Linked DNA regions of Mus musculus: all the other regions are linked to region 1. The links are chromatin contacts, found by Hi-C or POLR2A ChIA-PET in ENCODE. All regions are on one chromosome and are shown on one strand. Each heading gives the region's core, a stretch centred on a gene start or an enhancer-like site at or near the end of the contact. The rest is flanking DNA. Distances are from core to core; before and after follow the strand shown.

Region 1 (2,518 bases), core at 9-2,508:
CACAAATGAACACATATCCTTTAGATTTACATAATGGCCCACAAAGAGAAAAAGGGAGAGAAAGAGGGCAGTAGGTAGACCCTAGATGATGGAAAAAGAATCAAGAGGCTGGAGCTGGGACCCTGCCGGTTGTTGGTGGAGGTAGAACACCTTTTGTTTCTTTGGGTTCTGAGACAAGTGTGTAGAGCTGTATGTGAATCTTTATTTTGTTTTTTTGGTTTTGTTTTTGTTTTGATAGAATACACTATACATTGTTCTTACCTGTTCCTTTCTTCTGAACTCTAGGAGGGACTTCCATTTCCAAGGCAATGATAGGGCTGACACCTATACCCTCGAAGGACAGGAGTCTTAAACTAAGTAGGATTTTTTTTTATAGCTGGAACAAAGAGCAGAGAGAGAGAGAGAGAGAGAGAGATCCTAATGGATTGACCTGAGAACAGAAAGAAGGGGCATGGGGTCCACGACTGTCACTGGTCCCTCCTCTCCATCCCCTCCTTTCCCTCGATTCCTGTGTTGGAATAACCATCTATCTGTCTTCCACTTCAATACAAATTGAGACCCTCTGTTGTCTCTGTCGCCTTCTCAGAGAGTTCAGTGGGGAACCTTAACTTCTTCTGTGGCCATACGAGTGTCATGGATTTTTTCATTTAAAAAAAAAACATATTTTTTCCCCAGATCTTTTGGGTAAAAATTTTTAAAATGATTTAAAACTACCTTTCTAGGCACCCTGGGTGTTTGGACTGTACTGCCTTCTGTTTGAAGCACGGGCCTGCTTTGTTAGTGAGAGTGTTTGCCAAGTGAATTGTGTGTAGGAGGGTGTGACTAACCCAGTTGGAGCCTTATCTCCCATCCTATCTGCCTGGGCTCCCAAGCTTTTGCCCAAGTTAGGGTTGATGTCTTTCCTCACCAACTCCACCCCTTTCAACATTTACTGCAATCGCTCTTCAGAAAATTATTCATATCTAAGTATTGTAACTCTTCAAAATGATCCCATCCTCTGCATTCATTTTTGCTGCATTCGTTTCCTGGTGGACAAGCAGAGAGAGCCACAGGCTCCCTACAACCCTGAGGTGACAAGCTCTCCTAACAAGAGGCCATAGAAAGGCCTTTTCCCCTGCCCCTCCCAGCCTGCAAGGATTATCAGCAATCCTTTCTGCCTGCCTGGGGTGGAATTGTCCCTGCTTCCCTTTTGGCAACTTCCAACAGAGTCTGTACTGTTGGCAGGCCATTTGAGGGGGGAAATGCAAGTCACAAAGGCAATAGGAACAAAAAAGAGAACCTAGGGGGGGGAAAAAAAACTCTTTGTAGCTTGTAACAAGAGGTGGGTAGTCCAAGTGTCCTTTTGTCCAGGTGCTAGGGGCTCTCCTTGTCATGTAGATACTAAGTCCAGCAGTGGCCTCAGTCATTGTACTCGGTCAGTGTGGGCACTATCACTAGACAGGCAGCAGCTCCACTTTCAAGAACTGCTGGAAACACCAGAGCTCAAACAGTAAACAAGAAAAAGGCCGCTGGCTGCTGCTGAGCTTGGAGTGTGTTCTGCAGGGGGACCTGTACTGTGGATATCTAAAAGACTGACTGTGCTTTGCGTTAGAGTTGGAAAGTTCAGACAGGAAGATCAGGAGTTCCTCCCAAGCCTGGGCTACATAAATTCCGGTCTTAAAACAAAATAAAGTAAAACAAACAACACCAGCCCCCCCAAATCAACAAGAACCAAACCAAACAACAACAAAATGGTAAGGGAAAAGTGGTCTGCAAATAAGACTTCCTTCTGGCCCCTCCCTACTTAGCTGTAGGCATCTGGGCAAAGGGCCTCACTTCCTGTAAGCTTGACTGAAGTTCCTGAAGCAGGGGCAATCAAAAAATGAAGGTATGCGGAACGAAATCCGCAAGCAGGCAACTTTGTTTTGTAGATACCAGCTGGCTGGCTTCTTGCTATCTCAGAGCTAGGTCAGGTTACCTGTCAGAGGCGACCAGAAAGAAATACCTTACACTAAATGCTAGCACACTGCCCACACCAGTTGCTACTTGATGCCATTCCAAAAACTGTAATAACTCTTCCTTCAGTTCTGGCAACCCTGGCAGGTTCTCACCAACTGCACTTAATTCCGGTTTGAATCATATTCAGGAATCTGGCCGCTGGTGGGATCCCTGGGAGTCATGGCACTGTCATGAGGCTGCTATCAAGGTGTGGCCCTCCTTAAGTGGTCAGGACCAGGCCTGATTCCCACCTCTGAAAGGCTACAGGACAGGGAGGCGTCTTGAGCCTAATTAGCTGTGGAAGTGATAGCCCCGCACAGGTGGCTCTAGACATGACTCACGGTGAGAGATAGAGCCAAAGGGAAATCAGAAATCACTCCTCTGTCACTTGATTGGAATCTCCGGTCTACTTAAAGAAATGTTTACTGAGAGTGAGGTAGAAGGAGGTTGGTCTCCTCTGTCACTGATATGGAACTTGACTCTTAGTCCCATCTCCTCCACCCCATCCCTTGGTTACCACCTCAGGGGTGGCCCACATTCC
Region 2 (2,518 bases), core at 14-2,513, 51 kb after region 1:
TACCTGTACACTCCAATAACCCTAATATTTGTTTTATGATCTTGTCATGAAAAATGTTTACATAACACAGAAAAGTGGGCAATATATTCTTAATTTGTCACCATTGGCCTCATCTCATAGCAGACACCTGTTTGATGGTCACATCATGAAGCACAGTACCACAGAATACTGTGAATCTTCCAAAAGCTTCTCGTGAGCCTCTTACCCCTCCTCCAACTCCAAATACTATTAGTTGTGTGTTATCTTTATCTCCACTCTTCAAGTTAGTTAGCTCAATGTGAGGGGATTCAAAACTAGATGGTGTGTGATATGTGTGCTAGCAGAGGCCATGTGTACTGACTTGGGAAATTCGGGAAACCACCACAACTCCATGTTAGTTGCTGCTATTTCTGTGGAAAGGAAAGTTAGCTTAAGTATACAATTTCTCACTCAAGGGTATGGTAGGTAGCACATGTCTTTAATCCCAGAACTGTGGCGGCAGAGGCTGGTGGATCTCTGAATTTGAGGCCAGATTGGTCTACAGAGTGAGTCTCAGAATAACCAGGGCTACCTTCAAGACCAGAAACCCACCTATGTTAGCTTGGCCTTAGTAATAAAATTTCTATAATATTCCCAAATTGGCACCACTGTTGGGGAGCAAATGTTCCCATGAGCCCATGGGGGTACCATTTCCTATTCAAATCCTAACAGAAAGAAAGGAGATGCACAGCTTTCTGTAGACCAGTGGGTGAGGATGTGGGTGCTAGCATATGGCTATGAAATTCACCAGTTACGGAATTATCTTAAGGAAGCTCCACTACTTTGTCCTATATTCTCCTCAAGGTGGGATAATAATAGTGCCAGTTTCAGGAAGTTGGTGGGAATTAATTTGTACAAGAGATTTTGAATAAAGCTTGGTATATCACTGCTGCCTAACGTGGGTTCATTGCGTGTGTGTCACTATTGACATGTGGCGTGGAGAAAGAATCCTTTGAGTCAGGGGAACTTCCATTTTTAACTCTTACAGCTTTGATTAAATTATTTAATTTCTTTATGCTGGAGTTCCTGGATTTGAAACGTGAGTGATAATTATAGCTACTGCAAAGAGTAGTTAAGGGTAGAAAAAAGTGGTGTGTGTGTGTGTGTGTGTGTGTGTGTGTGTGTGTGTGTGTGTGTCCTGTAGTGAGGGTGGACAGCTCCTTTCTCACTCATTTCTGTGACCAGCTCTTACCCACATGGACTCACATCTTCAACTGTGTGCAGCTAATTATGCAATGGAGACTAAATCACTGCTATTTCTAAAAAGAAAAGCTCGCCCAACCCTACTGTCTTTTCCATTTCATATGGATACAGGCTCAGCCAAATCCCTTGGCCCAGTATTGTCATTTTGCTGAGCCTACTTTGCTGAGCCTACTGTTGGAAGAAGACTCGCATGTCCCTGCAGAGCCTTTACTTCTGCCTCTGGCCCCACTCACCTCAGGGTAACATGCTCCAGTTCTTCACAAATGAGCGCGGATCTGCCTGCCCATCATCCATAGCCAGGAACTGGAAGGAACCTGGACACCAGTCTGGCAGCTTCAGACCACAGATCAATCTTCCATTGGCCACAATACACTACACTTCATTTGAGTTCATTGTTATGAAAATGTCTTTTTTTTTTTTTTCCTAAATGGCCCACTTCGCTCCAATGGGCACCTGCTGTAACCCTCAGCATCCACAAGTAGGTTATTACAATAAAACATAATTTCTTGCTGAAGTCACATTCAGTTGGTGGTAATGTGGGGAGAGCTGGCGTGAGGCCTCCAGGACAGGCCAAGGTTGGCATCAACCTCCAGCTGGCAGATTACAGATGAGAGAGAATGAGGAGTCACAAGGGGGATATTCATGAGTGAGTCTAGAAAATAAGTAATTACTTCAACCAAATTCCATAGTCCCAGGCTCAGTCATATGATCGTCCTTGGATACAAAGGAGTCTAGGAATGTGGTTTTGGCTGGGTAGCTCCATCTTTGAAACAGCTATTTGGATTAAGGGAACTCACATCTCTGGACAGTAAGTAAATGGAGGGGGTCTCGCCACCTCCCACCACAACACTAAAGCCCTTTACATGAAAGTTAGGAACATTACATCCTATGGTTCCAAGTTTTATTGATGGCTTTCTGTAAAGAGTTGAAAGTAATTTGCTGTCCACCTCTTGGCAGTGGGGGTTGGTGCCAAGACAACTGTATCAAGTTTGGATTCCACATTTAGCCAAAAATAGAGACGGGGTGACAGCCCATGTAAAGCCTGAGCACATAAACTGTTCGATTGAAGCCTTATTAGTGTTCCAAAATCAGATTTCTCAAAATCCTTGGGTGCATGGCTCAGTTGTACCCTTCAGTAAACATGCGCACGCACGGCTTGTGGCATAGCATTTGTTGAAAATACATGCTGCACCTCCCTCCGAAAACACGCTGTCTGAGAAAGATGCAAGCGTCCCGTGTTTCAGTGTTTCAGAGTTTAAAATTAATCCATATGGATCCATCCGTATTTAAATGTAAA
Region 3 (2,518 bases), core at 7-2,506, 53 kb before region 1:
CGGGAGGGAGCCAAAGGAGGGGCAGCTTGAGGCGAGCACGGAAGGTGGATCTTTTGGAATCCCACCCCTTCAAACGCCTGGGGACCAGCCACCCAGTTTCAACTGGGGCGGGTCCCTTGGTAGCTAGCTGAGCTGCGGTTGGCGCTCAAATTGGCTTCCCCGGTGGCCTGAGCATCGGAGGACCGGATGGTGTCTGCGTCCCTGGGAAGTCGATGGTTGGCACCCAGAACAACGCGGGGTTGTGGGACAAGTTTCTGCGGGTAGAGCCTCTCATTTTGGTCCCCTGGGAGACTGTCCCCATCAGTACCGGGGAGACTTCGGAGTTCAGAGCCACAGTAGCTGCTCCAGGCAGCTTGCGACCCTCTGTCTGTCCCTTCTGTGCAGCAGGTGCTCGCATTCTTACAACCTTCCCCTTCTACACCTAAGTGTCCAGGAATGGCTAGAAGTGGTTCCAGGGACACTCCCTGGAAAGCACAGTGAGTTCCCGGTAGCTAGGGCTGTCGCGAGGTGATTTCTCCCTTCATAGTCCCGTAGTGGGCTCGGTCGATGTGAACACCCGGACCTGGCCAGGGATCACTTCCAAACGTTAGGAAGATTGGGGACAAGTGACCGCGCTCTGCTGCTGGGGAGATGACTGGGTCCCCCTGGCTAGGTAACTAAGAAGGAAAGGAATTATCAAGCTACGAAAGTCCCCCAGCCCAAAGCATTTCCCACGGAGGAACGCCATAAAGACACAAAACCTGGCAGTGAGGGTGGCTGCGTGCAGCAGAGAGCGCCCGACCTTAGCTGGGGTGGACAGTACAGAGACCCGACGACCTCGGCAAGGGGCAAGAGCCAAGGTGCAGGTCAACTTCAGACTTATTTCATCTCAACAGGAGTCTTTTCTCCCTCGCACACCTCCGGACTTGGGGCCGGGCGGGGAATGCCAACGTTTTCTGGCCTTCCCCACCGTCCTTTCGGAGTCTCTCGAAGTTCCCTCTGCCGTCCAAGGGATCGATCCCCAAGGATCGAGACAAGGTCTGGGGCCTCTCGTGGGGGCACAGACCCATCACTGCTGGGAAGCCAGCCTCGGGAGACCTTGAGCCCTGCGGAGGCTGGAGGGGGCGGGACCTCGGGGGTGGGCTCTGCACCGTGGGGGTGGGGACGTGGCGCTGGTTCTGCACTGCTATTGGTCACGAGCTCTGGACTGGCGGGTGTACGTCACGGGCCGGTCCCACCCTCTTGGCAATGTCTTCAGACTGCTGCACTCCTAACTTAAGCATTTATTCCACTGGGATAGAAGCGGCAGGAGCAGCGTTGGCACCGGCGAACCATGGCTGGGATTTTCTATTTCATCCTCTTTTCGTTTCTCTTTGGAATTTGCGACGCTGTCACCGGTTCTAGGGTATACCCCGCGAATGAAGGTAAGAGCCCGGCAGCCCTTATGCGGTCCGGGACCCGGAGGGGGTGATTCACTGATGAATGGTCTTCTGGAGCTCAGAACCAGTTAGGGTGGGGGGCGGGGGGTGGAGAGCGCGGCATGAGCCTCGCGTTCCCACTCCGGAGAAGAGTGCCGAACAGAGGGGATCCTCTTAAGTGGGGACTGAGGAGGATCAGGCTGTCTGAACTGAGAAGGGTGACCGATGCAAGCTGCCACTCTGCCCAAGTTTGTAGCGAAAGGCCAAAGTTTATCAGCATCCGCCTGCAGGGCCGGCTCAAGGCGCCCCGAGGGGATACACCGGGATTTGAAAACAAAACAAAAAAACGTGTGAGCAAAGTCCTCTACATCAGCAGCACAGGCGAGAAGGGAAACCCAAACGTAGAGCGCAGAGCGCCCGGCCTCTTGTCCAAGCCTTGCGAGCCCGGGTTTTTGCAAAGTTTTCCCAGCGCAGCGCTTCCCGGGACCCGGCTGCTTGGTCTCCGGAGCGCGCAGCGGTGGTGGCGCCGCTTGTCGGGCGCCGGTGACCTGATTTCTAGCACCGGGCCTCAGACACCTTTTTCTCCATCGGGCCGCGCACCCTGGAGGTTGCAATCTCAGGCCTACCTCTCCCCTACCCCAGATCCTTAGCTCATCCAGCAAAACTAGGGGACCAGTCAGCGAATTAAACATACCCCACTGTAAGCTTCTCTCTCCAGTATGGGGTACTGGACTAGTCTAGAAGGACAGGCATGACCGACGGGACCCATTCGTGTGCCGTTTTCTGTTTGTCTATTGCGACGTTCTGGAAGGATTGTTTGTCTGTTTTTCTGTCCGAGGTGAGGGGAGAGGTGGTGACCATTTAGTTTGTGATGGGCCTAGGGGGAAAGGAACACTCTCTGTGTCTATTTCTGTCCTTATGTGTCCCTGTCTCTCTATCTCTGTCTGTCTCTCTCCCCCTCCTCTCGTGTGTGTGTGTGTGTGTGTGTGTGTGTGTGTGTGTGTGTGTGTGTGTGTGTGTTTGAGGGCAAATGTGTGCCTGGCGCGGGTGTCTGCAGGAACCTGGACGTTTTGTGCCGGGTAAGCGAGTGCGCACAGTGTGTGAACGTGGGCTCCGGCCTG

What was found. Hi-C counts contacts between places; a loop is a spot of excess contacts on that map. ChIA-PET counts read pairs that join two places held with the same protein, here RNA polymerase II (POLR2A).
Region 2: POLR2A ChIA-PET joins it to region 1 with 10 read pairs in Patski. The contact joins two enhancer-like sites. POLR2A ChIA-PET finds 5 or more read pairs at or near these places in 4 of 5 experiments (Patski and embryonic stem cell).
Region 3: a loop to region 1 is called in a map of heart, with 4 times the contacts of the local background. The contact joins the promoter of Epha4 here to the enhancer-like site in region 1. A Hi-C loop is called at or near these places in 6 of 37 maps with a recorded cell type or tissue (gastrocnemius and heart). POLR2A ChIA-PET finds 5 or more read pairs at or near these places in 4 of 5 experiments (Patski and embryonic stem cell).

What each region holds. Positions count from the first base shown.
Region 1 is chr1:77,460,736-77,463,253 of GRCm38, reverse strand. All of the region lies in intron 3 of Epha4 (Eph receptor A4), which reads left to right. Among named protein-coding and RNA genes, the nearest start is that of Mir6352, 35 kb to the left of the region's middle. Within about 2 kb of position 1,258, at least 1 of the 3 ENCODE cell types and tissues checked has a DNase peak (open chromatin) inside an H3K27ac peak, as active enhancers do; it is heart, where a contact is called at or near this core.
Region 2 is chr1:77,409,682-77,412,199 of GRCm38, reverse strand. The region is part of intron 5 of Epha4 (Eph receptor A4); the gene reads left to right. Among named protein-coding and RNA genes, the nearest start is that of Mir6352, 86 kb to the left of the region's middle. Within about 2 kb of position 1,263, at least 1 of the 3 ENCODE cell types and tissues checked has a DNase peak (open chromatin) inside an H3K27ac peak, as active enhancers do.
Region 3 is chr1:77,513,826-77,516,343 of GRCm38, reverse strand. It overlaps Epha4 (Eph receptor A4), which reads left to right and starts at 1,256. Exons shown (of 18, transcript NM_007936.3): 1 at 1,256-1,403. The coding sequence starts at 1,313.